4 separate regions of the Homo sapiens genome follow, and all the other regions are linked to region 4. Evidence: chromatin loops called from intact Hi-C (ENCODE). Cell type or tissue: mammary epithelial cell. All regions are shown on one strand.

Region 1 (8,000 bases), 72 kb after region 4:
TCTCAGAATTAATTCTGGGGCTAGAAAGGAACCTTCATTGATCATGCAGTCAAACAGCATTCCAAAGAAATAATTTGTCCAAAAAAAGCCTCCACAGAGGATTTATATAGTGAAGCTATAAGGCAGGAATACCAAACCATGAACATCTCTGCAAAGTGAGTACATTGCAGAAATTGAAGAGTTTTTGTTTTTTGTTCATTTGTTTGTTCCATTGTTTTCATACAATGGTGACATAAAAAAACAGATTGGTATGACAGTGCATGAAGTAGGAACAAGATTGTAGGAGGGTACACCATGGTTTAGTAGAAAGAACAGAAATGGAGAATCAGTACATGTGGATTCTAGATCTGATAGGGCCACAACTACATCATTCAATTCTCCTTTCAAAGACTAGGGTTTTGTACTACAGAATAAGATGTTTGGTTTGAACAGTGGTTCTTTTTTTTTTTTTTTTTTTTTTTTTTTTTTGAGACAGAGTCTTGCTCTGTTACCCAGGCTGAAGTGCAGTGGCACCATCTCAGCTCACTGCAACCTCTGGGTTCAAGCAGTTCTGCCTCAGCCTCCCAAGTAGCCGAGATTACAGGTGTGCGCCACCTCACCCAGCTAATTTTTGTATTTTTAATAGAGACAGGGTTTTACCATGTTGGCCAGGCTGGTCTCGAACTCTTGACCTCAGGTGATCCTCCCACCTCGCCTTCCTAAAGTGCTGGGATTACAGGTGTGAGCCATCATGCCCGGCCTTCACATCCCTAGGAGACTTGAGATATTAGAATCTCTAATGGAGAGGTATACTTTTTAAAAAGTAGAGTCCGTATAATTCTTGTTTTAAAACTATAAACTACAGATAGTAAAGCACAATAAAATAATCCAGAGTGGCAGGAATGCATAGCTAGACTGTAGAGCGAGACCGTATTGTAGAGGATGTAAAGTTTTTATTTGTTTGTTTTGTTTTAATGTTGAGAAATAGTAGCCTAGAGAACACAGATGATCTCAAAAGTCAGTAGAGGGCAAGAACCTGTTCATCTTATTCATTTTTGTATCCCTAAATGTCCCATATAGTGTGCCTGGCACATAGTAAGAATTATTGAATAAATACGAAGCCCTTCTAGTTAGAAAATTTTGTCTCCGACATTGAGGATAGTAATTTAGAGCTGCAAAAGTTTCACTCTGTTGTTAGTCCTACTTCTCCTCTACAGATAAGGTATGACTGACTCTTTTTGTTCCATATTAATGCCTATTCCCTTTTGGCCCAAAGTCTGTACCTGTACATACAGGTAGATACAGGTACCTGTCTGTACCTATACAGATTTACATAATTTATCAGATGTTCCCTTCTATTCCTATCCTGGTTCATAGAATGATTATCTTTAGGTTTTTGGGTACAAATGTAGAAATCAAAACATTAGTTGTATCTCCTACCTTTGGCAGTAGACTAAAACCCATACTCCAAAGGACTGTTTACTGCTTTCCCAGACTTTTCTCTTGGCCTTGTGTTAAGATATTGCTAAGAAAGAAGCTCAGAACTAAAAAATTTAGTACGGTTGTTTCTTTTCAATTGGTAATAACCACCATTCTGGGCACTGTTTCTTGTGCATCTTAAAACTAGGGAATCAAAATTTCCTTTGATAGTGTAAGTATAACAAAAAAAAAAATCAATGTTCAAAGTAGATTACTCTTTCAGAGGTTCTTATAAAATGACCTAAAGAAAAGTTTATTAATACAGGAAACTTGCCTATCCAGTCTTTCAAAATTACCTGCTTTGAAACAATCCAGTAATGATTTTTTTCTATTTTCTTTTTTCTATTTCTATAATGACTTTTTTCTATTTCTTTTTTCTATTTACTTAAAAAAATAAGATGCTATGTTTCGTTTTTATTGAAGTAAAATTCTTAAAGAATGAAAAAATTATATTAGAAATTGTACGATTAGGCCGCGCACAGTGGCTCACATCTGTAATCCCAACACTCTAGGAGGCCAAGGCAGGAGGATCACTTGTCAGGAGTTTGAGACCAGCCTGGCCAACATGGTGAAACCCCATCTCTACTAAAAATACAAAATTAGTGGGTGTGGTGGCACATACTTGTAATTCCAGCTACCTGGGAGGCTGAGGCAGGAGAATCACCTGAGCCCAGGAGGCGGAGGTTGCGGTGAGCTGAAATCACACCATTGCACTTCAGCCTGGATGGCAGAGCAAGACCCTGTCTCAAAAAGAAAAAGAAAATGAAATTGTATGATTATCTTTAGGTTTTTGGGTACAAATGTAGATCCTCAAAAACTTTATCAGAAATTTGGAAATCTGTAAATAAGTTATATGTATCTCCTTTTAAAATCCAATATTAGTAAGCTATATGTATAAAAACAAAGCTAGTGTATCTTGAAAAGTTTTTATTTCTTTATTCCTTATCCCTCCTTATCCCACTGAACTATTGAAGAACTTCTTATAGATTTACCTTCCCATTAGTGCTGTAGTACAGTTTTCTTTTATCTCCATTGTCTTGTGTTTCCTGGCTAAATTTTACTTGTTATAAAACTATTGGGTCACTTTTGGTCTAGAATAGAACTTTCATAGTATAAGGGACACCATAAAATGTAAAGGAATGTCTGCATTGCCCTGTTTTCTCTTGGTAGAAAATTCATGTTCTGGCTCCTTTTTTAGTGCCCCTCTTCTTTGGAGGAAGAATTTCTAAAGGCACACATTCTTGAACTAAAAAGAAATGATGATGTATATTAGGTTTGCCTTTTGGGCACATATGAAAAATGAGGTTATTCACACCTTCAGTTCTGGCATATATCCATTACCAAAAATGTATTTCCAGAATATTCTCCCTGTTCCATAGTAAAGTCACAGAGGTGGTTTGGGGTTCTTCAGCTAGGTCGTAGTGCCCAGGAACAGATCAGATCAGAATCAGTATGTTGTTTATGATACAGATCAAATTAACTAATGATTCTTCCAGTTTTCTTCTTCCTGATTATTTCCTCCAGACACAAAATAGGGTCAAGGAGAAAAGTTCTTTTCTACCATTAAACTTTTGAGCTGCCTGTGTTTGGGATTCAAAGTATTTTGGGTGCTTATTGCTTAACTGGGCTGAAGATTATCTCATGTGACACCATAGATCTCTTGTTTTGGAATTGCCATTACTTTCTAGAACAGGCATTCTGTACAGCTGCCAACATGCCCTGAATCCTCTTGCTTCATATTACAGTGATACTGCTTTGTCAGGGTAGAATTCAGCCTCACAGGGCTGGAGTAAGTCTCTGCTGACCTCATGCCACAGTACAACATGTTCAAATCTGGGAGAAACCTGAGGGTTATTCGGCATATTCCTCCTCCTCCTCTCTCACAAGCATGGAGCCCTCACTCTCCTCGGAAACCGTATGTTGTATATGTGTGTGTATCTGTCTTTTAAAAAAAAAAAAAAAAAAATCTCATCCTGAATCCTATAGTTAGTTAGTCCTGCAGCTTTAAGTGGGGGCTGGTTGAATAGACAGACAAAGGAAATAGCCTGAGCTGCTGAAACTTAGCGTTTTTCAGCAGTAGATCTCAGCCAGGGGCATTTGCTATTTTAGGACTGACTTGTGTAAGGTTGTAATAATGGAGAAGCATAATATGTGTTTCCTAGTTGTTCATTTTACCCAAAGCTATTTGGACAGAATGTAGAGGGTGCTCTGTAGCTGTATGGACATGCTCAGATCATCCTGGAGTGTCCCGTCTCTTGTGTGTAATGGGCTGCTTCATTGCAGAGTAAGTGTCATCCTCACTTTCTCAAGCGAAATAGTTACTGGAAAATCAGTGTTTCTTTCAATGAACAAGAGTTTCATTTGCCTTGGACTGCTTGGGAAAAACATGGGTTAAATTCGAAGATGCCAGGCATGCATAACAAATAGGAATTTGATTTAGAGCCACCTGGAATACTTATTAAATTAAAAAAAAAAAATTCTTGATGGATCTAGGTGGCCAAAAAAAAAAAAAAAAAAAGAAAAAGATTTCTTAGTGCTCAGCTACTTATTTTCAAAGTATTTTTCCCAAGGACTTGGAAATTTTCTGAATTGTAAAGCAATATACACATATCTCAGTGTGAAACTTGTATCTCCAGATCAGCAGAACAAATCTCTGAGATAAAACTGGATTGGAGGATGATCCAGCTTTATTCAACACAACCACCATTTTCACATTTCATCCATAGTCCTGAGTACAAACTTAGCCTATAGTTTGATTTTACCATTTTTTTTAGTTGACCTTGCCATTTTTTAGTTGATCTTATAAATGATACATATTTTCTAAGAGATAAATACTAAAGCAAAGGAGATTCTTTATAGTTTTGCCTGATTCTGAAGTTAATGTACATTCATATTGTTTGCTATTGAGCAGTTGGATTTAAGATCCAAACAGATTTTTCACTGTGAAGTTTGATATTGAATTACCCTCTTATGCCTTATGGTTGATAATTTAAATGCCAACTTTTTAAGCAGATTTGTGCCTCTGGTCTGTACCCTCTTTTTCTGTTGTTTGCTATATATCTTGGATTCAAAACCCCTGACACATCTCTGTTTGTTCTGAGGTTATAAAAGGTCAGTTTACTTATCTATTTTATTAAGAATGCTAGCCCAGGGTGAGTGGGGTGATCAGAAGGAAAGGATTCATAGGAGAGCCCTAAAGGAATAGTGGGTGGAGACTAACAGTAAAAGAGAAGTTAACTCCTTTTTTTCCATTATTGATAGTCAGGTGGGGGAGGGCATAAAACATAATTTAAATATTTTTAATTGATTTTATTTGCTGATTGCATTAACTTATAAGAGTAGAGACAGTATGATCAAAACAATATAGTTAGTACCTGAGTGAGTGAGTGTAGATTAAACCAGCAGTCCCCAACCTTTTTGGCACCAGGGACCGGTTTTGTGGAAGACAATTTTTCCACAGATGGGGTCGGGGTGTCTGTGGGCAAGGTTGGAGTGGGATGGTTTGGGGATGAAACTGTTCACCTCAGGTCATCAGGCATTAGTTAGATTATCATAAGGAGCATGCAACCTAGATCCCTCGCAAGCGCAGTTCATAATAGGGTTTGTGCTCCTATGAGAAGCTGATGCCACCACTGATCTGACAGGAGGTGGAGCTCAGGTGGTAATACTCGCTTGCTGCTCACCTCCTACTGTGTGGCCTGGTTCCTAACAGGCCACTGACCTGTACTGGTCTGCGGCCCAGGGGTTGGGGATCCCTGGATTAAACTATTTCCTTGCTTCCCTACCTTTGTCTCTCTCTTACCTGAACTATTTATTGATTGGTAAACTAAAATATTCTCATTGAAACAATGATTAAAATGTTCACAAATGAGGTACTTGCCCCTAGTATCTAAAACTTTTAATATAACAATCTAGATACATAAAACTGCTATAGATAGGGTTTCATATATGACCTCCTTGCATGAGATTGCACACGCTTTGTGTTTTTTGTTTGTTTGTTTTTGAGACGGAGTCTCGCTCTGTCGCCCAGGCTGGAGTGCAGTGGCGCCATCTCGGCTCACTGCAAGCTCTGCCTCCTGGGTTCACGCGATTCTCCTGCCTCAGCCTCACGAGTAGCTGGGACTACAGGTGCCTGCCACCACGCCCAGCTAATTTTTTTTTTTTTTTTTTTTTTGTATTTTTAGTAGAGTTGGGGTTTCACGGTGTTAGCCAGGATAGTCCCAATCTCCTGACCTCGTGATCTGCCTGCCTCGGCCTCCCAAAGTGCTGGGATTATAGACATGAGCCACTACACCCGGCCTGCACATGCTTTGTGAAGAGTTCATTCCAAATTACAGAATGAACATTTTGAAGGCAGGATTTGAGAAGAAAAAATGTAGCTGACTCTGTGGTCCCAGCTACTTGGAAGGCTGAAATGGGAGGATCACTTGAATCCCGGGGCAGGGTAGGGCAGTGGAGGTTGCAGTGAGCTAAATTACCACTGCGCTCCAGCCTGGGTGACAGAGCAAGATCCTTTCTCAAAATAAATAAATACAATAAAGCAGGGTAAGAGGAATTGGAAGTGCTGGACATTGAGGGTAGACTGCCATTTTTAATAGAACAGTAAGCATAAGCTTCATTTAAAACAAGACATTTGAAGGAAGGCTTGAAAGAGGAGAGCAGGTTAGCCGTTCAGCTGAGGAATGAGCATTCCAGGCAGGGGTACAGCCAGAATAACTGCAGGAGTTTTCACAGTGTTTACAAGGAATTAAAAAGAGGTTAGTTGGTATGATTAGAGCAATAATTAAGAGAGGGAAGAGTGGCAGGAATTGGGAGTGTGAGAGATTTAATACAGTGTATCAGTTATCTATTGCTGTGTAACACCCCACCTTAAAACTTAGTGGCTTAGCCAGGCACAGTGGCTTGCACCTGTAATCCCAGGTACTCAGGAGGCTGAGGCAAGAGGATCACTTGAGGTCAGGAGTTCAAGACCAGCGTGAGCAACATAGTGAGAGCTTGTCTTTAAAAAAAATAAAAATTAGCCAGGCATGGTGGTGTGTGCCTGTAGTCCCAGCTACTCAGGAGGTTGAGGTGAGAGAATCGCTTGAGCCCAGGAGTTTGGGACTGCAGTGAGCTATGATCAGGCTACTGCACTGCAGCCTGGGTGACAGAGTGAGACTGTCTTAAAAAAATAATAAAAATATTAGCTTAATATAACTGTTTTATTTGCTCACAATTTTGAGTCAGCCATTTGGGCTGGGCTCCACTAGGTGGTTCTTAGGCTGGTCTTGCCTCGTGTCATTATAGTTGTTGGGGGGCTCAGGTGGACCTAGATGGTCTAAGATGGCCTCCCTTCCTCATGTGTCTGGTAGTAGGTACTGGCTGTTGGCTGGACCTCTCAAGGTTTTATTTTATTTTTTCTTTTTAACACTCATCCACGTAGACAACCTACAAGGATTTTAGCCTGAATAGCTATTATAAGGATGAGGTTGTCAATAACTGAGATGTAAAGTGTGCTGGAGATCTCAGTGCAACAAGAAAGGACAGACTCCAATGCACAAATACTTTTTAAGCCTCTGCTTGTGTCACATTTGCTAACATTTCACTGTTCATGTCACATTTGCTGACACTTCACTTGGCCAAAGCAAGACCATGACCAAACCCAGTTTCACTGGATGGAGAAATACATTCCATCTCTTTTTTTTTTTTTTTTTTTTTGAGACAGGGTCTTACTCTGTTGCCCAGGCTAGAGTGCACTGGCACAAACACAGGTCACTGCAGCCTGGATCTCCTGGGCTCAAGCCATCCTCCTGGCTCAGCCTCCTGAGTAGCTGGGACCACAAAAATGTGCCACCACGCTTTGCTAATTTATTTCTTTTTTGTAGAGGTAGGGTCTCACCATGTTGCTGAGGCTTGGTCTCAAACTCCTGGGCTCAAGTGATCCTCCTGCCTTTTGGCCTCCCAAAATGTTGAGATTACAGGCATGAGACACCGTGCCTGGCCAGAAGCCACCTCTTGACAGGAGTGGGAAATCCAAATTATAAAGGGAAGGGTATACGAGATTGGATGAATGTGGCTATTAATCTACCATAAAGAAGGCCAAATCAGATGTGCCTTTGAAGGCCATTTGAGTGTAAAGGAAATTGAGTGGATAAAACATACTCAGTTTCTCCCACTATCCTCTCAACAACACAATTCTGATGCCAGGTCTGTGGAGATTTCTTCCCACCAGCAAGCAATTCTGCAGCAGACACCAGCTGGGTATCCTTTAATTCAATTCAATTCTGACTCTGTCTACCTGGAGATAGTATTAGATTACACTAGTTGAGGACTGGGTCCCACAAGACTGCATCCCATTTCCAATGCCCATTGAAAGCCCCAGGTTATTTTGCTTGTGCTTCTGACCAACTGGCTGTAAATTGGGGTTTCCACAGCCCCCTCCTTGGATTCAGTTAATTTGCTAGAGTGGCTTACAGAATTCAAGAAAACGTGTATACTGGCCTATTATAAAGGATGCAGATGAAAAGATGCATAGGCAAGGCATATGGGAAGGGATGCAGTGC
Region 2 (8,000 bases), 63 kb after region 4:
CTGAGACAGGAGAATCACTTGAACCTGGGAGGTGGGGGTGGCAGTGAGCCGAGATTGTGCCATTGCATTCCAGCCTGGGCAGCAGAGCTAGACTCCATCTCAAAAAAAAAAAAAAAGAAAAGAAAATAATAATTGTCATTACTAGTCCAGCCTTCATTTTTTTAAAGGAGAAGTTTCATCACAATTATTAAATGGCCTAGACTTGTTTTTGCCTAACATTGTACAACTAACATAAAGGGATAAGTAACTAAAGTATTAAACAATTGTGTGATAAAATTATTGCCACAGTTTTCACTATCCTGAGTGACTCTACAGTGTAGCATTCTGGCAGGCTCTGCACGGGATACAGGTATGTCCTGCCAGTTGCAGATGCAGATGAGTCAGTAGAATTGATAGTTTGGCATTTGTGCCAGTAGATACCAAGTGAACATGGTGATCACTTGCTCATCCTCCTCACAATCCCTGCACGAGATCCACAGCCTTAACTCAGGTGACCCAGCAGATTTTTGGGTCATTTGTAAGATCAAAAAAACAAATTCTCTACTTTCTTACCCAGCAAGTCATATGAGAGCCAGAAGAGGGTATAGAATGAGTAAAACTCCCCTTTCTACTCTGGCCAAAGTACATTACTTAAGGTCTACAGATAAGAGCAGGTCTTTCGGCTCTACTCCATGTAGACTTTTCTTTCTCTGATGTTCCAGGAGTCCCCCCAGAAGGTCAGCAGGCTTCTACCATGTTCGCAGCTTTGAACGAAATCACTGCCAGGCTGCAAGATGTGCCAAATAACCTGCTGTACTGTATTGTAGCAGATGATGGTGGGGAAAGCAAGAGAGCTCATAGAGGCTGCTCCTCTCCTTACTGTCTTGAGTCATGAGACCTTTACTTAGGATATAACAGAAGCTAACCTGTTTTTCACTTGCTCTCTTACATGCACTTTTGAAACGTATTAAATCTTCATAATCCCTGGTTCTCTTTGCTTTTTTTTTTTTTTTTAAGAGAGTCTTGGCTCTGTCGCCCAGGCTGGAGTGCAGTGGCACAATCATAGTTCACAGCAGCCTTGAACTCCTGGGCTCAAGAGATCCTCCCGCCTCAGCCTCCCAAGTAGCTAGGACTACAGGTGCGTGCCACAACACCTGGCTATTTTTTTCTTTTTCCTTTTTTGTGGAGACAGGATCTCACTGTGTTGCCAAGGCTGGTCTCAAACTCTTGCCTCAAGCAATCCTCCTGCCTCAGCTCCCAAAGTGCTGGGATTACAGGAGTGAGCCATCACACCTGGCCCCTTTTAGCTTGCTTAAACACACTTTTTTGGCGAAGTGTGTTTAGCTAACATATTGTTAGAATATTCTTTCATTAAACATTTGAATGTTAACAATGTAATGTATATATGTTCTCATAGTTTTTTTCTTTCTGATTTTTGTGTTATAAAATATTTCAAACAGAGGCTGGGTGCAGTGGCTCACGCCTGTAATCCCAACACTTTGGGAGGCCAAGGCGGGCGGGTCATGAGGTCAGGAGATAGAGACCAGCCTGGCTAACACAGTGAAACCCCATCTCTGCTAAAAATGTAAAAAATTAGCCGGGCGTGGTGGCGGGCGCCTGTAGTCCCAGCTGCTTGGGAGGCTGAGGCAGGAGAACAGCATGAACCCGGAGACGGAGCTTGCAGTGAGCCGAGATCACGCCACTGCACTCCAGCCTGGGTGACAGGGCGAGACTCCATCTCAAAAAAAAAAAAAAAATTTCGAACAGAAAAATAAAGAGATTAATGGGTGGCTGTATGCAAGAAAAATGAAAAAGAGAATAACAACAAACACTCAAGCACAATTACCAAGCTTTTCAAACTTGGTACTTTCATTTTTTTGTGTACCATTCCTCAATCCATTCCGCTTCTTCAGAGACAAGTACTATCCTGAATTTAGTGTTTTTCATTAACATATGTGTTTTATTCTTTTGTGTTTTTTGAGACAGAATCTCCCTCTGTCACCCATGCTGGAGTGCAGTGATGCAATCACAGCTCACTGCAGCCTCTGCCTTCTGGGCTCAAGCAATCCTCCCACCTCAGCCTCAAGTAGCTGGGACTACAGGCACCAGCACCAAGCCCAGCTAATTTTTATATTGTTTGTAGTGACGGGGTTTCTCCATGTTGCCCAGGCTGATGTCAAACTCCTGAGCTTAAGCAGTCTGCCCACCTCAGCCTCTCAAATAACAAATATGTCTATGTACTTGTATTGCATGTACATCTGTCCATAAAAAAACATATAGTTTTGTTTTACATGATTTTAAATTTTATGTAAATGATTCTCTTCTACATGTTATGCAAGTCTGTATACGCAAAATTTCTTTACTCTTTTCACTTGATATCATGCTTTTGAAATTATTTACACTGATAACATATAGTTCTGATCTACTTGTTGTATAGTATTCTGTTTTATGAATATACCAGTTTGTAAGTTGATTCTCCTGTTAATGGACATACAGTTTTCAATATTTCATTGTTTCATAAACAGTGCTACAGTGAATACTCTTGAACATGTCTTCTTATGCAAATATATGGAGTTTCTCTAGTATATACTAATTTATCTAGTAATTCCTAGGAATGGATTTACTGGGTTATACAGTATATTCATCTTCTGTTTAACTAGATATTGCTAAATTGCTATCCAGAGTGATTATGCTAACTTATTCCTATCAGTAGTGTGTGAAAGTTCCCATTGACCTGCATCTTCACAAACACTTAAAATTTTTGCCTGTTCGTGGATGTGAAATGGTGCTATCTACACAGTTTCTTTCTGTGTAGTGATTTGTTTATGTTGGGCAAAGCTTATGATAGCTAGTGGAGCTGATTGACATCCTAGATATTTTAATTCAGGAAATATTAGTGCTTAATTATACAAACAGGTTGGTAGGCTATTCTGAATGAAATGCTGCTTGCTGGTGAAATACTCTGTTTTCAAGACCGCAAAACTAAAACCTTGTTTTAGGAATTCTATACAAGAATAACTTTGGGGAAAATTTTTTCCCTTAGGGCATTTCCACTTTCCAAATTTTTCCTCGTTGTTCCCTTTTCCTCCAATGATTCTCTTAATTCTGACTGATACCAGTCAGGGCATGAAAGAATGAAATGTCCAAACCCTTACTGACAAATTATACCTGACAGCAGAATAAACCCACATCTACTAAGAGGCTTCCATGGTTTTTACTGCTATCACTTTGATTACTCCAATAATGAAACTATTGAATCTGTTTCTTAGAAGCCAAGGTAAGAAAGCAGAGAATAGTCTGCCATTGAACTGATAGCATCTGTTTTATAATTATCTGGTGACTTTTCTAGAGAAGATGCATAAAGGCTGTGTTGTTTCATGTACACCACACTTGAATGATTGCTTCTTGAGTTGGATTGTACTCCAGTTATCTATTTCTGTGTAACAGTTCACCTCAGAACTTCGTGGCTTAAGATGCCTGTTATGGGTAAGATGGAGCAAACACATTTCACCTGTCTTTTCTACTGAACTCAGCTAAAACACCTGGCCTAGAGCAACTATTTGAGGACTCCAAAAGACGTATCTTAAAAGTTGCACTAAGAAGGAGCAGATTTTGAAGTACTGTTGAACCAGGGTTTAATTTATCATTCTCACCTCTCTCATATCCTCAGGCTTCAAATCAACACAGCCTAAAACCCCTAAGTGGACATTAATGTGGATAAGAGAACTCTAGGAGAAGCCTTCAGTTCTGGTTCAAAGAATGGGAAGGCGATATTGTAATACTAATAGAAAGTACAGAAACTTTTTCTTTTTTCCTTTTTCTTTCCTCTGTTCTCTTGCACCATGAACCTCAAGCAGTCCTGCAGTGACAGCAGATTGGGGTCTAGCAAGAGCTTAAAACTCTGATTTTAGGGAACCATTCTCAGATCAGTGGAGCTGTGGTTACAAGAGGGTGGAATGAGTCTCAATTGCTTTTTTTCTCTCTCCTTCATCTGCTTGCTTCCAAACAAAGGCACTATTATGGAAATTGTATGGCTGAGCAGAGTAAATAACATACCAGCTTTCTGACTAGGTAATGAGAAAGGGGAATCCCATTGACCTAGAAAGTACTGGGAGATTATAAGATATTTGAAAATAAACTCTTTAAATTTTATTATGAATTTTTGAGCTTATTCATGCAGTCTGCATGCAGAAATCTGACCCCAAACAGTATACCTAGACTTTGAGAAATGAAGTAGGGGTTAGACCATTGCCAAGTCCCAGACTGGCAACAGGGTGGGTGGTGCATCTGTGGGACAGATCCAAAAAGCACTGCAAAGACTTTGAAAACTTAACTGACATTGGAGTTCTGGCTGGGGAACAGTGCAAGGATGTCCTCTCTGGCAATTTCTATTGGTATTGAAGTTCTCGCCAGTAAAATAAATCAAGAAAAGGAAATAAAAGACATACAAATTGGAAAGAAAGAAGTAAAACAATTTCTATTCACTGGCTACATCACTGTATATGTAGAAAACCAAGGAATCCACAGAATACTCCTAGAACTAAGTGAGGTTAGCAAGGTTGCAACATACTATGCCAGTCTACACAAAATATTTAGAAAAAAAATTTCAAAAAGTTCCAAAAAGCAAAATTTGAATTTGCCACACATGAAATACTATGTTGAATCCATGTGAATGAAGTGATGTGTAGGCATTGCATTGGGTATTATAAATCTAGAGATTCTTTAAAACATATGGGAAGCCAGGCACAGTGGCTCACACCTGTAATCCCAGACCTTTGGGAGGCTGAGGCAGGTGAATCGTTTAAGCTCAGGAGTTCAAGACCAGCCTGGGCAGCATGGCAAAACCCTGTCTCTACCAAAAAAAATACGAAAAACTAGCCGGGCTTGGGGGCTGACACCTGTAGTCTCAGCTCCTTGGGAGGCTGAGGTGGGAGGATGGCTTGAGCCAGTAAGTATGAAATTAGCTGCTGTGTAAAAAAATTTTGGGCCAGGCACGGTGGCTCACGCCTGTTTAAAAAAAAAAAAATGATGAAGTTCCCCTCTATTCCTAATTTGCTAAGAGTTCTTATTTATTTATTTATTTAGAGACGGAGTCTCACTCTGTCACCCAGACTGGAGTGCAGTGGCACGATGTCGGTTAACTGCAACCTCTGCCTCCTGGGTTCAAGTGATTCTTGTGCCTCAGTCTCCCAAGTAGCTGGGATTACAGGCATGCATCACGATGTCTAGCTAATTTTTGTATTTTTAGTAGAGACAGGGTTTCACCATGTTGGCTAGACTGGTCTCAAACTCCTGGCCTCATGTGATCTCTCCACCTTGGCCTCCCAAAGTGCTGAGATTACAGGTGTGAGCCACCGCGTCCAGCCTAATTGGCTAAGAGTTTAATAATGAGTGGCTGTTGACTTTTCTCAAATGCTTTTCCTGTATAAATTGATATCATGTGGTTTTGCTTCTCTGGGCTAATGTTGCTTACCTTGCTTGGTTTTCAAATATTGAACCAGCATTGCATTCCTGATACAAACCCTGCTTGGTTATGGTATATTATTCTTCATATACATTGCTAGGTTTGATTTGCTAGTATGAGGGCTATTGGTCTGCTGTCTTGTTTTGTTTTAACAGATCTTCTCCGGGTTTAATTCCTGGATAATGCTGGCTTCATAAAATGAGTTCCTCCTTCTGCTTTCTGGAACAGATTGTATAGAATTGATTTATTTGTAATGAATGTTTGGTAGAATTTAGTGAAACCACAGGGAGATTTCTTTTTCAGAATATGTTTAATTACAAAATTTCATTTTAAAAACTGTTATATAACCATTCAGTTTATCTATTTCATCTTAGGTGATTCTGGTAGTTTGTTGTTTGAGAATTTGGTCCGCTTCATGTAAACTGTTGATTTATGTACACACAGTTCTTTGTAGGCATTCCCTATTATCCTTTTAACACAATTCCAATCAGAAATCTCAGCAGGACCTTTTTGTAGAGATAGACAAGCTTATTCTTAAATATATATCGAAAGGCAAAAGAACTAGAAGAGTCAACCATACTGGAAAAGAAAAATAAAGTTACGTGAATTATTCTGCCCAGCTTTCAGACTTACCATAAAGCTACAGTAACCAAGATGAGGCCATATTAGTAAAAGGGTACACATGTAGATTAATGGAATAGAATAGAAAGTTCAGAAATAGACCCACGTAAATATTGCCAGTTCATATTTCACAAAAATACAAAGGCAATTCAATGGAGAAAGGATAGTGTTTTCAAAAAGAGGTGTTGGAAAAAGTAGAAATCTGTAGGCAAAAACTTGAACTTCTCACACCTTATATAAAAATTAACACAAAATAAATCATAAATTAATATATAAAATAAACTATGAAACTTTTAGAACAACACAGGAAATTTTTAATCTGTGAAAGATGCTATCGAGAGAATTAAAGGGCATGCTGCATATTGGGAGAAAAATTTGTAAATCACATATCTGACAAAGGACTTATATTCAGAATACAGATGGTTCCTGACTTAAAATGGTTCAACTTAACAATTTTTTTGACTTTACAATGGTGCAAAAGCAATATATGTCTAGCAGAAACCATATTTCGAGTACCTGTACAACTATTCTGTTATTCACTATCAGTACAATAGTCAATAAATTATTTTTCTATTTTTTTATTTTATTTATTTAAAAATTTTTTTAAAAGCAGAGACAAGGTCTCACTCGTTGGCCAGGCTGGTCTTGAACTCCTGGGCTCAATTATTCCTCCCATCTCCGCTCAATATTCCTCCCATCTCAGCCTCCTAAAGTGCTGGGATTACAGGCATGAGCCACTGTGCCTGGCCTCATTCCTTTTTATGAAATAGGCTTTGCGTTAGGTGATTTTGCCAACTGTGGGCTAATGTAAGCGTTCTGAGCAATTTAAGGTAGGTTAGGCTAAGCCATGATGTTCAGTAAGTTAGGTATATTAAATACACTTTCAACTTGCAATATTTTCATTTTATTATTTTTTTACGATGGGATTCTTGCTGTGTTGACTAGACTGGTCTCAACCTCCTGGCCTCAAGTGACCTCCCATCTTGGCCTCCCAAAGTGCTGGGATTATACATGTGAGCTACTGTGCCTGGCCAATATTTTCATCTCACAGTTCATTTATTGAGACAAAAGTCAAGGAACAGCTGTATATAAAAAATTGTCAAAGCTCAATAGTTTTATTTTTAAACCCTATATAATACATGGTCAAATGTCTTAAACAGATTCTTTACAAAAGATTCTTTAATGTCTTAAACAGATTCTTTAAAACAGACAACAAAAGTTGTCATATACAATGACAACTAAATACATAAAAAGATATTTAGCCTTAGTATCCATTAAGAAAATGCATTTAAAATCTTGATGAGGTACCACTCTTAAAATGACTAAAATAAAAAACTGACAGTTGCAAATGCTGACAAGGATGCAGAGAACAATTGGAACTCTCATACACTGCTGGTAGGAAAGGAAAATGGCAAAACTACTCTGGAAAAATTTGGTGATTTTTTTTTTTAAGTTAAACATACTCTGAACATGTGACCCAGTAAATCCATGCCTAGGTATTTAACCTAGAAACATGAAAACTTACATTTCTATGAAATCCTCTACACTGATGTTTATGGCATCTCTACTCACAATTGCTAAAAAATGGAAACCATCCAAATGTCCTTCAACAGGTGAATGGATAAACTGTGGTATATACATACAATGAACTACTACTCAGCAATGAAAAGGAATGAACTATGATACATGCATCATCCTTTATGCATCTCAAAGACATTGTGTTGATAAATCAGTCTCAGAAAGTTATATACTGTATGATTCTGTTTATGTGACACTCTCAGAAAGATAGGACTATAGTGAAAAAGAATAAGTTAAGGGTTAGTGGTGGGGTTAGGTGTGACTATATAAGGAAGTCTTTTGGAACTTCTCTGTATCCTGATTATACTGCTGGTGGTTTCATGAGTCTATGCATGTTTTAAAATTCATAGAACTGTAC
Region 3 (8,000 bases), 100 kb after region 4:
AAATATCCCTGCTACATATCTGGATAGTTTTTTAGTTAAAGAACAGATTTTCTCAGTCTGGGTCCTAACTTGACTTTGCTACTGAAATGTTGATTTAATTCTCACCTTCTTCTATATTGTCAAGTTGATTGCTTATATTAAAATAAAGCAGGGATTTGCAGATAACTTGTTTTATAAAGGGCCAGATACTAGATATCTTAAGCTTTGAGGCCCTTGTATGTTCTCTGTAATGTATTCTTTATTGTTGTTTACAACTCCTTAAAAACGTAAAAATATTTTGTAGCTCTTTTGTACAGGCCTTAAGAAAATAGGCAGAGGGCTTTAGCTTGCTAACTCTAACTAAACAATTACTTTTTAATTAGTTGCTTTAAAAAAGAAAAAGTACAGACCCAAATGTGAAAGGTTATTTTCTTAAGGTAAAATTATAACTCATGTACAAATTGAGCACACAGAGAATTTTAGCTCACTAATTAATGAAAGAACCAATAAAATGTTAAAATCAGTCCAAATGAGAATTGGACTCAAAGAGATTTATATTCTCTCCCAGACAGAATTCATTTACATTGTGATATGGTTTGGCTATGTCCCCACCCAAATCTCATCTTGAATTGTAGTTCCCATAATCCCCATGTGTCGTGGGACCCAGTGGGAAGTAATTTAATCATGAGGGAGTTACCCTCATGCTGTTCCCATGATAGTGAGTTCTCATGAGATCTGATGGTTTTATAAAGAGCAGTTCCCCTGTACATGCTGTCTTGCCTGCCGCCAAGTAAGACGTGCCTTTGCTCCTCCTTCGCCTTCCACCATGATTGTGAGGCCTCCCCAGCCATGTGGAACTATGAGTCCATTAAACCTCTTTTTCTTTATAAATGACCCAGTCTTGGGTATTTCTTCATAGCAGTATGAAAATTGACTAATATAGTAAATTGGTACCAGTAGAGTGGGGTACTGCTATTAAGATACCCAAAAATGTGGAAGCAGTTTTGAAACTGGGTAACAGAGGTTGGAACAGTTTGGAGGGCTCAGAAGAAGATAGGAAAATGTGGAAAAGTTTGGAACTTCCTAGAGACTTGGAGGGCTCAGGAGACAGGAAGATGCAGGAAAGTTTGGAACTTCCTAGAGTCTTGTTGAATGGCTTTGACCAAAATGCTGATAGTGATATGGACAATAAAGTCCGGGCTGCGATGGTCTCAGATGAAGATGAGGAACTTGTTGACAACGAGAGCAAAGGTGACTCTTGTTATGTGTTAGCAAAGAGACTGGCGGCACTTTGCCCCTGCCCTAAGGATCTGTGGAACTTTGAACTTGAGAGAGATTATTTACAGTATCTGGCAGAAGAAATTTCTAAGTGGCAAAGTGTTTGAGAGGAAGCAGAGCATAAAAGTTTGGAAAATTTGCAGCCTGGTGATGCAGAAGAAAAGAAAAACCTGTTTTCTGCTGAGAAATTGAAGCCTGCTGCAGAAATTTGCATAAGTAACAAGGAACTGAATGTTAATCACCAAGACAATGGGGAAAATGTCTCCAGGGCATGTCACAGACCTTTGCAACAGCCCCTCCCATCACAGGCCTAGAGGTCTAGGAGGAGAAAATGGCTTCGTGGGCCAGGCCGAGGACCCCCCTGCTGTGTACAGCCCACAGGTTTGGTGGTCTGCATCCCAGCTGCTCCACCCTTAACTAAAAAGGGCCAAGATACAGTTCAGGCCATGGCTTTGGAGGGTGAAGGCCCTATACCTTGGTAGCTTCCATGTGGTGTTGAGCCTGTAGGTACACAAAAGTCAAGAATTGAGGTTTGGGAACCTCCACCTAGATTTCAAAGGATGTATGGAAACGCCTGGATGTCCAGGCAAAAGTTTGCTGCAGGGGCAGAGCCCTCATGGAGAACCTCTGCTAGGGCAGTGCGGAAGGAAAATGTGGGGTTGGAGCCCCCACACAGAGTCCCCACTGGGGCACTGCATAGTGGAGCTGCTAGAAGAGGGCCACCATTCTCCAGACCCCAGGATGGTAGATCCACTGACAGCTTCCACTGTGCACCTGGAAAAGCTGCAGACACCTAACGCCACCCCATGAAAGCACCCAGGAGCAGGGCTGTACCCTGCAAAGCCACAGGGGTAGAGCTGCCCAAGGCCATGGGAGCTCACCTTTTGCATCAGTGTGACCTGGATGTGAGACATAGAGTCAAAGGAGATCATTTTGGAGCTTTAAGATTTGACTGCCCTGCTGGATTTTTGGACTTGTATGGGGCCTGTAGCCCCTTCATTTTAGCCAGTTTCTCCCATGTGGAATGGGTGTATTTACCCAATGCCTGTACCCCCATTGTATCTAGGAAGTAACTAACTTGCTTTTTATTTTACAGGCTCATAGGCGGAAAAGACTTTGCCTTGTCTCACATGAGACTTTGGACTATGGACTTTTGAGTTAATGCTGAAATGAGCTAAGACTTTCGGGGACTGTTGGGAAGGTGTCAACAAAAAGAGTCATACTTTGTAAAATATTTGAATAGATTTATTCTGAGCCAAATATGAGTGACCATGGCCCATGACACAGCCCTCAGGAGGTTTTGAGAACATGTGCCCAAGATAGTTGGGTTGTAGCTTGGTTTTGTACATTTTAGGGAAGCATGAGACATCAATCAAATACATTTGAGAAATACATTGGTTTGGTCCACAAAGACGGGAGAGTTCGAAGCAGGGGCTTCCAGGCTATAGGCAGATTTAAACATTTTCTGGTTTACAATTGGTTGAGTTTGTCTAAAGACCTGGGATTAATAGAAAGGAAATGTTCAGGTTAAGATAAAAGATGGTGGAGACCAAGGTTCTTTTGAAGTCTCATAGTAGCTGCCCTTAGAGACAATAGGTGACAAATGTTTCCTATTCAGACCTCTAAAAGGTGCTAGACTCTCAGTTAATCTCTTCAGGATTGGGAGGGCCTGGAAGAAAAAGATCTAGCTGTTTAATAGAGATTCTTTACAGATGCAGATTTTACCCCTACAAAGCATGGCCTTGCAAGGCCATTTCAAAATATGGCAGAGAAATATGTTTTGGGGTAAAATATTTTGATTTTCTTCTTTGTCACATAACGTTATGCCAGAGTCAGATTGGAAAGTAAGTCATGATACATAGGGTTAAATAAAACCCAGCTGATGAGAATTTATGGTTTGTAGGGCATGACTCCTGAAACTCCTTAGATAGGAATTTGGGCAAGATTTACAAAAATCAGAGCTTAGTCCTCAAAGGCATGATTGGTTTTGAAATGTGAGGACATGAGATTTGGGAGGGGTCAGGGGCAGAATGATATGATTTGGCTGTGTCCCTACCCAAATCTCGAATTGTAGTTCCCATAATCCCCATGTGTTGTTGGAGGGACCTGGTGGGAGGTAATTTAATCACGGGGCCAGTTACCCTCATGCTGTTCTCATGCTAGTGAGTTCTCATGAGATCTGATAGTTTTAAAAGGGGCTTTCCCCCTTTTGCTTGGCACTTCTTGTTGCCACCATGTGAGAAATGATGTGTTTGCTTCCCCTTCCGCCATGATTGTAAGTTTCCCAAGGCTTCCCCAGCCCTGTGGAACTGTGAGTCAGTTAAACCTCTTTCCTTTATAAATTACCCAGTCTTCGGTATGTCTTTATTAGCAGCATGAGAACAGACTAATACACATTGCATCACAAACACTGTCCATGAGGCAATTTCTGTCTCTAAAGACTTGGAAAACAACCTAGCCAAAGACAAAGATTCACATCTTTATTCAATCAGATAACTTCAAAGGGTCCAATAGACAACACCCAGCATTCCCTTGAAAGGACATTCAAAATCTTTTACCATTTTGGTCTTCCATAAATTTTGCTGACAGTCTCCCATCTCTCTTGTGATCAAGAATAATTTTCAAAGGTTATTATTAATTATGATTTTTTTTTTTTTTTTTTTTTTTTTTTTTTGAGACAGAGTCTCGCTCTGTCGCCCAGGCTGGAGTGCAGTGGTACAATCACAACTCAAAGCAAATTTCAACTCCTGGGCTTAAGTGATTCTCCCATCTCAGCCTCCCAAATATCTCCAAATGTTATTCTTGATCACAAAATAGTTAGTCTTGTTACCAGAAAGCCATCCCAATCCAAACCCCAAGAGAGGGTTCTTGGATCTCGCACAAGAAATAATTCAGGGCGAGTCCATAGAGTAAAGTAAAAACAAGTTTATTAGGAAAGTAAAAGAATAAAAGAATGGCCTCCATAGGCAGAGCAGCCCCAGGGGCTGCCCATTCTTATGGTTATTTCTTGATTATATGCTAAACAAGGGGTAGATTATTCATGCCTCCCCTTTTTAGACCAATATAGGGTAACTTCCTGACATTGCCTTGGCATTTGTACACTGCCTTGGAGCTAATGGTGGGAGTGTAGCAGTGGGGAGGAACAGAGGTCACTCTCATCGCCATCTTGGTTTCAGTGGGTTTTAGCTGGCTTCTTTACTGCAACCTGTTTTATCAGCAAGGTCTTTATGACCTGTATCTCATGGTGACCTCCTATCTCATCTTGTGACTAAGAATACCTGAAGTTGCTGGGAATGCAGCCTAGCAGGTCTTAACCTGACTTTACCTAGCCCATAGGCACGCTGAAGTTACTCAGGTGTAAACGTTTCTGACAGTCTCATTAGGTTTGGCCTGATTATTCACATAGGTGTAGCCACAGTGCTAGTTAGTCATACAGGGGCATCCTTGAACTATCTTTGCAAATCCAGAGCCATACAGTTTTGAGCAATTACTAAGACAACACAGTTAACTTCTGTGTGGACGTTTTCGTAAGGATTCAGATTGGACTTTTAAACACTCTTTATTATTTACTATACTAAGGTTAGGAAAATACACCTGAGAAACTCTCTCACCAGATTTCACCTGTGGTACCTATAAATTTGGGTGAATTAATCTCATCTTCAAGTCCCCAGTATTTTCTAAGGCTTGCCAGGAAGTGACTTTCCTTACCACCTCAGGAATCAGGCCAGTGTTCCTGGGAGTACTTTCTTTTAGGCATTGGCTCCCTATATCAAGTCAACTATTGTTTCTTAAAGTAGTTTGTCAATGAGAATTATTCTCAAATGTGATGTTCTCATTTATGAGATTCCAGTATATACAGTTACAAAATCCAATTATATCTTGATAAAAAGGAGATGAGATTGGTATTGATCCTATGCAAATAACAGTATTGCCATAAGTTAAGGAAAACTCAGTATGTTTCTGAATGCTCAGTATTCCATGAAAATCAGATACTACTTAATGTTTTATTCAGATCACAGAGGCAGAATCAATCTACTAAAATGTGGGTTAGAAGTAGTTTAAGGAGAAAGTGAAAGGGCTTCCTCATATAGCCACAAAAAATAGAACAATAAGATAACATGGGATGGGCACAGTGTTTCATGCCTATAATCCCAGCACTTTGGGAGACTGAGGTGGGAGGATCACTTGAGCCCGGAAGGTTGAGGCACTGCACTCCAGCCTAGATGACACAGAGAGACCCTGTCTCAAAAAAAAAAAAAAAAAAAAATTCAATCTTGGGGAAGGCAAGATCAAAAGAGTTAACAAAGGACATTTGGGCCCCTGATTAAGATAGTATCATGGATAAGAAACAATACTTGATTATTTAATCAAAATGAGAATAAAAGATAAGGTACTACAATTGTAAAGAACCTAAGCTCTTTCACAAGTAAAGAACCTTTGTTCTTTCCGGTTTGGTTTGTTTTGTATTTAATCATCTAGAACATAATCCAACATAAAGCCAGAGAATTATTGTGCTCTCTAAGAAAATTATACACAAATAAGAATCATCTTTCATATTATAGATGAAGGCATTAATCAGTAAACCAAAGACGCAAACCCATCAAAGCTGATTAAATGTTGCCAAAATTTTAACATGTTTCATGGCTTCTTTTCACATCCCAGTAGTATATTTTACAAGGCAAATCAAATTCACTTTTTAAGATTTGTCTTTCTAGCCTGGGAAACATGCTGAAACCCCATCTCCACAAAAAAATACAAAAATTAGCTGGGCATGGTGGTGTGCACCTGCAGTCCCAGTTACTTGAGAGGCTGAGGTAGGAGGATCACTTGAGCCCGGGAGATGGACATTGCAGTCAGCCGAGATGGTACCTCTGCACTCCAGCCTGGGCAACAGAGCAAGACCCCATCTTAAATAAATAAATAAATAAATAAATGATTTGTCTTTTACATTCTTTAACAAACTGTTACTTTAGTTTGGGACAAAAAAATGCTCCTTTTCCTTTAAAAACAAAAAGACTTACACCTTATATTTCTCTGTTACTATTGTTCCTAGTGTAGTTATAACCACCTGTATCAATTATGACTTCTGTTTCAGAGAGAAAACTGGGTAGAGAGAATGGATAATAAGAACTACGTCATACACAAGCATCTTAGCAGACTAGTAAAGCTCACAAATACACATAGCAGACTTTCTATAGTCACACACATCTCTTTAACACCTTCTTAACAAGGCAAAAATGAAGCCATTTGTTAACATTACTCAAAGATATAACCACTCTAATAGCATATACAAAACAAGCAAAAGTATGTAAGCTTAAAACTATGTTTAAACAATGTTTTACTCTTCTAATTAGAAATTCATCTGGGCATCCAAAAATTACTATTAATTAGCTCCATTTAACATTAGTCTGTGATTTTTAAATTACCATAAGATCCTGGAGATATTTAAGCTGACACATAATTGCTATTGATATAAAAAGCTTGTCAGCATTGTGATTCAATTTAGATTAACACAAACTTTCGTTTTTAAAATACTAAACATTACAAAAGAAGAGTAATATTAATTTTATCACTAAACCTGTATAAGTAAGTTTACAAAGTTCAGATTAAATTTTTTCTACATGAAAAAACAAACCCCAAGTGAAATAAACTGTATATAGTATTATAGTTAACTCTGATACTAGCCTCAGTTTGCCAAATATTTACCTTAAGTATGTGAATTTGGATTCTTAAAATGTTTCCAAACTGATAGAATCTGTAAGAAGAATCTTTTGTTCTTTGTCTAGCATATTTAAAGTGTCAGATGTTCACTTTTTTCTTTTCTTAGATTTGTAGGGATGTTTGACATATATATATGTGCTTATTTAGCTCTGTAAAACGAATGAGATCCGAGGTCCTTTAATTTAGGAGACATTATAATCTAATTTATTAATACTCTCTAAAGGTAGGAAAATGTTTTATACTTACAAACAAGAGGCCATGGTCTTTCTGTTTTGTTTTTTAAAGATAGAGTCTCACTCAAACCCAGGCTGAAATCATAGCTCACTGCAGCTCAAACTCCTAGGCTCAAATGATCCCTTTACCTCAGCCTTCCAAGTAGCTGGGACTACAGGCATGTACCACCATGCCCGGCTAATTTTATTTATCATTTTTGTAGAGACAGGGTCTTGTTATGTTGCCCAGGCTGGTCTCAAACTCCTGGCCTTAAGTGATCCTCCCACCTCAGCCTCCCAAAATGTTGGGATTACAGGCATGAGCCACCACGCCTGGCTGTTGTGGTGTTTCTGAATTACAGGACACATAAAGACCTATGGCTTTAGTTCTACAACTTTTTAGCCACGGGTCAAAAGTAAACACAGAATCACAAAACCTCACTGGTCCAGATCTCAAAGAGCTGTTCCCTTTCATTGCCCAGGCTGGTCTCAATCTCCTGGCTTCAAGTGATCTGCCCACCTCAGCCTTCCTAAAGTGCTGGGATTATAAGTATGAGCCACCACGCAGAGCCAGAATTCTTAATTGAATTACACTCGACATAGACAAATGGACAGAAAAGTCTGACAAGCTGGATAATGTTTTGATATCTCATTCAACAGAGAATAGATATCTATCACTCTTCTGTAGAGACCTCAAATGGTCAAACCATAAAACCAAATTATCAATTAGTGCTGCCATCAGTGAGGAGTAACTTACTGACCATGCATAAACCAGAAACAAAAAGTCAGCAAGAGAAGAAACAAATGAGA
Region 4 (8,000 bases):
TCCCGAGCAGCTGGGACCACAGGTGCCCACCACCACGCCCAGCCAATTTTTTTTGTATTTTTAGTAGAGATGAGGTTTCACCGTTTTAGCCAGGATGGTCTCGATCTCCTGATCTCGTGATCCACCCGCCTCGGCCTCCCAAAGCGCTGGGACTACAAGCGTGAGCCACCGTGCCCGGCCCCAGAAAATGTTTTTAAAGTAAGGACATGTTAGGAAAATTAACATCTCGATCATAACCTTGCTAAGAGAGGATAGAGGAGCATATGGAAATGCCATCTCTGAAAAATACCATTACAGAATAGGCAACAACCTTGAGTTAGTTGGATACAAGGAACTGGGCCAAATAGCCTCTTGAAACTACTTTCTGCTCCTCCCTTCTTACCGTCCTTTCTTCCTTTCATGCATTTACTGCAGGTAACGCATGATACAAGTTTTTTTAGGAGAAAGAAATGTGGAGCCCAAAACATTGCTAATATAGAAGGAATCAGGCTTAATTTAGCATGTTTCAAAGAGCCGTGTCCAAGTCATCCAAATAAAGACCTTATTTGGCAAGGTCAGCTGCCCTTTAAATCAACCCTCACAAGTTAAGGTATTGTATATGGTACTCAAATTTTTGATCACCAACATCTTTTAACTTCTTACTACTTAACAAATTCCTCTACTTTCATGGTTATTTATATTGGCAGTTGCATGGGCTTTTGTAAATAACTACATAAATTACTTAATCTGTTCTTATATAATAAAATATGCTATCTGTATTGTTATTTATTGTGGGATTGCCAAAAGAATCTCATTTAAGGGGCCTAAAATGCCACAGAAAACCCTAAAACTGGCAGCATTGTTGACTAAACATTTTGAAAATAGATTTCTTCACTCCTTGCTTTAAATGTAGACAGTAACTAAAAGAATAATAATTTCTGAAAGAGACTATTACTTTGTTATTTGTTAATGAGCTATTCCCATTTGGGCAGTTTGTAGGAAAATAGTTAACAAGTCTGTGCAATTTAGAATGGAGAAATTACTGAATTTTGTTACTATTTATGTTTCCATTTCATTAGTAGAAAACATTCTGAGCACTTCTTTAGGCTGAAAGCAGGTTGCCTTGTTAGTGAGGGAAATTAAGTTTCACTTACCACTTGTTTCACACCCCTGTCTCCTTTCCTTTTTTTTTTTTTTTTTTTTTTGGATAGGAAGAATCTTTTAGCAATGATTTAGGATTCTAGTTGCTTATATCAATCAGAAACACTGTGTGTTTAAGACAGTGTGTCTTTCTGTAAGGCACTTCATTATTTCCGCATCAGTATTTCATGAATCCTTCTTACATTCCTAGGAGATAATTTCAGAATACTGTTTCACTATCTCTGCGAGAAAAATGGAGGTACTGGTACTCTTACCACTCAAAAACCAGAAAGGCGGCTGGGCATGGTGGCTCATGCCTGTGATCCCAGCACTTTGGGAGGCTGAGCGGGCGGATCACCTGAGGTCAGGAGTTCGAGACCAGCCTGACCAACATGGTGAAACCCCATGTCTACTAAAAATACAAAAATTAGCCGGGCATGGTGGCAGGCGCCTGTAATCCCAGCTACTTGGGAGGCTGAGGCAGGAGAATTGCTTGAACCTGGGAGGCAGAGGTTGCAATGAGCTGAGACCATGCCATTGCACTCCAGCCTGGGGGACAAGAGCGAGACTTCGTCTCAAAAAAAAAAAGAAAAAAAAAAAAAAGGCACACAACTCGGGTGCTCTGTCAACCTACTTTCCACTTGGAATTAAATTTTAAACAGCTTAAATGTTAGGTTATATTGTGTTCTCTGAACCTTGGTATGAAGGAGTCTTTACTTTTGGTTATAGGTGTTCATCTAAAAGCTTTTTAGCTTTGGAAGTTTACAAAAAATACACTTAGATATGTTCAACCTTCTTTCTGCTTAAAGTTTTTAAGAGTAAAAGATTTGTTTGTTTGTTTTGTTTTGAGACAGGGTCTCTCTGTCGCCCAGGCTGGAGTGCAGTGGCATGATCTTGGCTCACTGCAGCTCCCACCTCCCATACTCGAGTGATCCTCCCACTCCAGCCTCCTGAGTAGCTGGGACCACCTACTCATGCCACCATGCCCAGCTAATTTTTTGTGTGTTTTTTGTAGAGATGGTGTTTCACCGTGTTGCCCAGGCTACTCTCGAATTTCTGAGCTCAAGCAATCTGCCTGCCTTGGCCTCCCAAAGTGCAGGGATCACAGGCATAAGCACACATGCCCAGCCTAAACGTTTTATATATACATTTTGGTTAGGTAATTTTTTTTTGGAGACTTGGCAGCCTATTATTTGTTTGAATTTGATGCATCTTCTCTGCTCTTCCCGAGATATTATGAAATACGTGTTTTTTTTTTTTGTTTGAGATGGAGTGTCGCTCTGTCGCCCAGGCTGGAGTGCAGTGGCGTGATCTCGGCTCACTGCAAGCTCCGCTTCCCGGATTCATGCCATTCTCCTGCCTCAGCCTCCTGAGTAGCTGGGACTACAGGTGCCTGCCAGCACACCCAGCTAATTTTTTGTATTTTTAGTAGAGATGGGGTTTACACCGTGTTAGCCAGGATGGTCTCGATCTCCTGACCTCGTGATCCACCTGCCTCAGCCTCCCAAAGTGCTGGGATTACAGGCGTGAGCCACCGCGCCTGGCCTATGTGTGTTATTTTTTAGGTAAAATTTTAGATCCTATTTGGTGATAATTGGATACTGGTAGTATATGATACGAGCATAGTTGAGAATAATCATTGCATAGAAACCTGTCTTTTCAAATTCATTTTTTTGTGTTTCTTACCTGAAGAAAAAAGTTACAAACACTACATGATTTTCTCACAATAATATTGATGTTTTATTTAGTTTTTATTTTTAGAGATAAGGTCTCACTCTGTTGCGCAGACTGGAGCATCATGCCTCACTGCAGCGTCAAATTCCTGAACTCAGGCAATCCTGCCACCTCAGTCTCCCAAGTAGTTAGGACTCCTGAGTAGTAGTTAGGTAGCACATGCTACCAAACCTAGCTAATTTTCTTATTCTTATTTTTTGTAGAGACAGGGTCTAGCTTTGTTGCCTAGGCTGGTCTTGAACTCCTGGTGTCAAGTGATCCTCCTGTCTTAGCCTCCCAAAGCATTGGGATTACAGGTATGAGCCACTGAACCTGGCCATATTGAGGTTTTAGAGCGAGAAATTACTACTTATTTGAAGAGTTGGGATACTACAGTAGTCTTCCCTTATCCACAGGAGATATGTTCCATGACCCCCAGTGGATGCCTGAAACTGAAGATAGTACTGAACCCTATATATACAGTCACGTGTCATTTAACACTGGGATAACTTCTGAGAAATGCATTGTTAGGTGATTTCATCATTGTGAGAACATCGTAGAGTGTCCTTACATAAACCTAGATAGCATAACCTACTACACACCTCGGCTATATGGTATAGCCTGTTGCTCCTAGGCTACAAACCTATATAGCATGTTACTGTACTAAATACTGTAGGCAGTTTTAATACAGTGGTATGTATTAGTGTATCTAAACATAGCTAAACATAGAAAAGGTACAATAAAAATACAGTATTATAATCTTATGGGACCACTGTCATATATGTGGCTAGTTGTTAACTGAAATGTCATGTGGGTTACGACTGTACTGTGTTTTTTCCTATACACATATCTGTGATAAAGTTTAATTCAGAAATTAGGCATAGTAAGATGTTAACAGTAACAATAAAATAGAACAATTATAACAGTAGGCCAGCACCACTCCTCTTGTGCTTTGTGACCATTATTAAGTAAAATAAGGGTTATTTGAATACAACATTACCATACTGCAACAGTCGATCTGATGACCAAATCGCTTACTCAGTGACTAGCGGGTGGGAGCCAGGGCTGGATAGGCTGGACAAAGGGATGATTCACATCCCAGGTAGGATGGCATGAGGTTTTATCATGCTACTCAGAACGGCATGCAGTTTACAACTTCTGAATGGTTTGTTTCTGGAATTTTCCATTTAAATATTTTTGGATTGCAGTTGACTGTGGGAACAAACTGTAGGTAAGGGAGGACTATTGTAATACAAATTTTATAAGGTTGTTTTGATAAATCAATAGGATAATAAATGTGAACTGCCTAACATAGTGACTGCACATAGTAGGTTCATTCCAACAAAGGCTTTAAATGTAGCATATGACATAACTTTGCTCACAGGAAATTGAGAGACACTGGAACAGGGAAAAAAAATATACGAATGAGTTCTGCCCTAAACAGTACTAAATTCATTCAGAAGTAATGAACAATTCCAAGAGGAGCACATAGACTGGAAAGTTTCATTAAATGAAACGTTATCCTCACAGTGGTTGTCTGGAAGCAGACCCAAACAGAGGAAGAGTGGCAAAGATAGGAATATTTTTATCTTTGGAACTGCTCTTACAGTTATTTTTCATACCTCTTTACCTGCATTGATTCACTCTGAGCTGTTCCTTTTGTTTTGTGTGTAGATTTTAAAAAATTACTTCATTCCAACAAGAGAGGGCAATTACCTCAGGAGGCCACTTTAATGTGTTTAACTTTGGCACAAGTTGAAGTCACCGTCGGAGTATGCCTCTCTGCACCTGACATTCCTTCCTGAGGCAGGACCCCTCCCTGTGAATAAGAGGAAAGGCTTGGCCAATTATGCTAGACAAAGCCGCACAGCTGCCGAGCCCAGCTGGGAGGAGTTTCCTTCTTGAGCAGGGAGCTGGTACAGCCAGGGGCTTGCTTTTCACCACCTCCTTTTTTTTCACACTGCCTCACCTTAAAGGATTACCTAAGGTGGAGGTAGAGAAGGGTGCGTTGCTGTCTGCAGTGGACACTCTCTGCTGCTGGGACGGCTGAAGAGGGGAGGAATTGGTGCAGTTGCCTGTCTCCTACTTGGAGCAGATGCTGTCTGACCCCAGCACACCACTCCTCCTCCCACAGAGACCGGAACATCAGGTCTGTCCTCTGGAGTTTCAGGTAGCACCACAGCGGCATCCTCGCCTACTGGTCTGGTGGAAAGGGAAGGGGTGGTCCTTGTGTTTGGACCCCTCACAGCTGACTCACAGGAAGTGCTAGAAGAGCTTGGCACTGGGCACAGCGGCTTCAGGATTACTGCCCCACCCACCCTGCCCTCTCCCACGTAGGTTTTCCAGTATCTCTTGATAGAACAATGAAGGCTTTCCAAGTTTGCTAAGACTCCCAGGGAAATTCTTTGCACTTCTCTGGCAGTCTTCAAAATGTTCTGCCACCGACTTTCCCAAGAAGCTGTTATTTAAAAAACCCTTCGTGGATTGCTTTGTCTGAAGATCCTCTGGGTGATCATGGTTCAGCGCTTTAGCCTCAGGAGGCAGCTATCCAAGGTGGGTTGGTAGTTTTCTATGTTTGTGGAGGGGAAACTCTCACTTGCTTCAGCATGGTTCCTTTTTCTCTGGAACTGTTCTGTCAAGCCTGCCGTCCTCCAGCGCTAAGGAGGGGCTGAGGGAGGAAGCACTGCCTTTTGTTCTTTTATCTGACAGGCACAAAGCTTGAAGGCTGACTGCACTGGCAGCCCCAGATTGTGTTCCCCTAAAACTGCAGCTGTCATCTGAATTTGGGCAAAGTTGTAGTTTGCTCCTGAGATAGAATTTCCAGAAGGGTGTGTGTGAAAGAGATAATTGTGGGTTGAAAGTGTATATTTAATAAGCAATTAATCTGTCAGCTTGTGGACCAAGAGGAGAAAGCCTTCTTCTCTGTGGAATCAGTGCTTTCATACATTTCACTATTAAACTGAGAAAAACTACCACAAAATAGTTTAATGAGCAAGACTGGCATTAAAATGTTAAAATGAGTGGTTGTGTTGAGAAACTTGAATACTTAATGAAGTATATGAAAAGCAGTTACAGAGAGGCTCACAAAGCAGTTTTTACAGAGTTCTGATGAAAAGCAGGTTCCATGTGTGCAGCTTTTGGGGAAAAGTTTTTTTAACCTGAGAAAATCATACTTAAAATAGTAAAAAGGTGAAGCACGCATTTAAGAGGGGATGGTGATTTATGAAATCCACTCTGCCTGTAGCCAGCCCTCCTTGACCCAGTCATTTAGTGCAGAAACTAATATGGAAAGAGGTGTGGTAAGAGTTGAGCTTTATTTCAAAACCCATTGTGTTCTTTAAAAGCTCCATTTAAAAAATGTAGCAGTTGGTGGCTCAGTTGTGTCACAGTTCATTCCCTGAATACAGAAGCTTAAACAAATAGTAAGTCTGTAGGCATTCTTCACTGCCTTGGCTGTTAATCAGAATTGTTAGATCCTGAAATGTATTGTGATCTTAAGGGAAAACCTTTAGTTCCCTCACAGGTGACCCCAGTGTAGAGTGTGTGCACTGATGCAGAAATGAGCAAAGTGCTTGCTTCCATCCCTGTGTCACATATGCATAGTTTTTCTTGGGACTTCTAAGCCTAACGGGATTTTTAGGAGTATTAAAATATATTTAACTTGCTCCCTTCCCCCCTGCTCCATGGTGTGTGTGTGTGTGTGTGTGTGTTTGAAGGCCTCCACATTTCTCTTACACAATAAAAAGAATCATTTTTGTTGCTCTTTCAATGTCCTCCAGTGCTTGTATTTTCATATATATAGTACATTTAAAAAGCAGATGGGTAGATATCAGGGCAGTGACGTTCCTGCACAAGAGTGTCTGATAGTTGAGAGCCAGGTGATAATTTTCTAATTAGAAGGTAACTATATTATGGGTATTTTGCTGCCAGTACTTCTCTCCCAATTATTTTTTAAACTTTACCCTCTTCACTCTATACTATGTATATGACTGATTTACAAAAAGTACACTTTTGAAGGAATGGGATGCATCCTCTCTTTAGGTACATTACATAAAAACACTCAAAGATGTAGCCTTTTTTCATTCCTTTTCCTGGTACCCTTATTGCTCATTTGAATGTGATTTATGGATCCTATAATGGATGATCTAGACCAAAGCTAAGGAAATTTGTTGTCTATCAGATTTACTGTTCTATCAGAGTAATGAACTGAAAAAATATTTTTAATTATTTCAGTCTGTAAGGCACTTAAATATGAAGGAGAAACCGAATAGTTATGTTAGTGAGTTTAAAAAACAAACTCAGCAAATGGATCAGCGTGGCCAACATAGTGAAACCTCATCTCTACTAAAAATATAAAAATAAACCGGGCATGGTGGTGCGTGCCTGTGGTCCCAGCTACTTGGGAGGCTGACGACGCAGGAGAATCGCTTGAACCCAGGAGGCAGAGGCTGCAGTGAGCTGAGATCATGCCACTGCACTCCAGCCTGGGTGACAGAGCGAGACTCCGTCTTAAAAAAAAATATATCAGCAAATGCATCGTGCCTCTATTTGTCTTTTCAGCTAAATCCATAGGTTACCTGAGAGCCAGGGACCTGCCATACCCCAGTTTATGGTATTTCTGGCACATATTGAACACTCAAAATGAAATCGTTTTTTCATAGATATATATATGTGTATATATATATATGTATATATATATATACAGTTGAACAGCAATTTCAGATGTTTCCGACTTCAGTAACAAGCATTTTTGCTAATAAGTAATTTTCCACAGGAGTAGAGTTGTCTTAAGATCTGAGTTTTAAAAACAATTTCCTGTTTTAACAAAAAGAAAGTACTGATGTGACCATCTTTAAATTTCTTTAATTTCTCTTGGAAATTTTCTGAAAGAAGATATAAACGTTTGCAGTAATTTTAAGCCTAATACCCACTTTAGATGCTTTTTATGTTAAGGTTGATAGTCATGCTTACTTACACTGGATATTTTCCTTAAAATATTCAAGTGATTGTTGTAGGCTGGTAGATGTTCACATCTGAGTTAAAAAAGGAAGTAAATTAAGATTTAGGTGAAGTAAAAAACATTCCATTTTAAGAAAGATGCTCACCTGTTCTCTTTGACTGGATCTCAGTTATGTGATTCACAGAAAAGTTCTCAATTTTCCTTGCCA

Evidence for each region. Peaks named below come from ENCODE experiments on the same cell type or tissue, not always from the same donor. Only the 100,000 strongest peaks of a DNase experiment are listed, where the experiment ranks them.
Region 1: a loop joins it to region 4, with 2.7 times the contacts of the local background. A loop is called at or near these places in 4 of 110 quality-filtered maps.
Region 2: it touches region 4 in a loop (2.3-fold over the local background); 4 of 110 quality-filtered maps call a loop at or near these places.
Region 3: a loop joins it to region 4, with 8 times the contacts of the local background. A loop is called at or near these places in 2 of 110 quality-filtered maps.

Annotation. Positions count from the first base shown.
Region 1 is chr3:129,719,337-129,727,336 of GRCh38, reverse strand. All of the region lies in intron 4 of TMCC1 (transmembrane and coiled-coil domain family 1), which reads left to right. Among named protein-coding and RNA genes, the nearest start is that of PLXND1, 120 kb to the right of the region's middle. In mammary epithelial cell, no CTCF peak of the experiment used is centred here; DNase peaks (open chromatin) are centred at 3,206 and 3,686; H3K4me3 peaks cover 1,540 bases; H3K27ac peaks cover 2,600 bases.
Region 2 is chr3:129,728,641-129,736,640 of GRCh38, reverse strand. All of the region lies in intron 4 of TMCC1 (transmembrane and coiled-coil domain family 1), which reads left to right. Among named protein-coding and RNA genes, the nearest start is that of PLXND1, 130 kb to the right of the region's middle. RefSeq lists an enhancer at 1,152-1,652. In mammary epithelial cell, no CTCF peak of the experiment used is centred here; a DNase peak (open chromatin) is centred at 4,010; H3K27ac peaks cover 861 bases.
Region 3 is chr3:129,691,028-129,699,027 of GRCh38, reverse strand. The region is part of intron 4 of TMCC1 (transmembrane and coiled-coil domain family 1); the gene reads left to right. Among named protein-coding and RNA genes, the nearest start is that of PLXND1, 88 kb to the right of the region's middle. RefSeq lists enhancers at 2,564-3,175, 7,428-8,000. In mammary epithelial cell, no CTCF peak of the experiment used is centred here; DNase peaks (open chromatin) are centred at 3,577 and 4,617; H3K27ac peaks cover 2,308 bases.
Region 4 is chr3:129,791,709-129,799,708 of GRCh38, reverse strand. The region is part of intron 4 of TMCC1 (transmembrane and coiled-coil domain family 1); the gene reads left to right. Among named protein-coding and RNA genes, the nearest start is that of TMCC1, 98 kb to the left of the region's middle. RefSeq lists an enhancer at 4,207-5,406. In mammary epithelial cell, no CTCF peak of the experiment used is centred here; DNase peaks (open chromatin) are centred at 3,908 and 4,678; H3K4me3 peaks cover 2,190 bases; H3K27ac peaks cover 4,879 bases.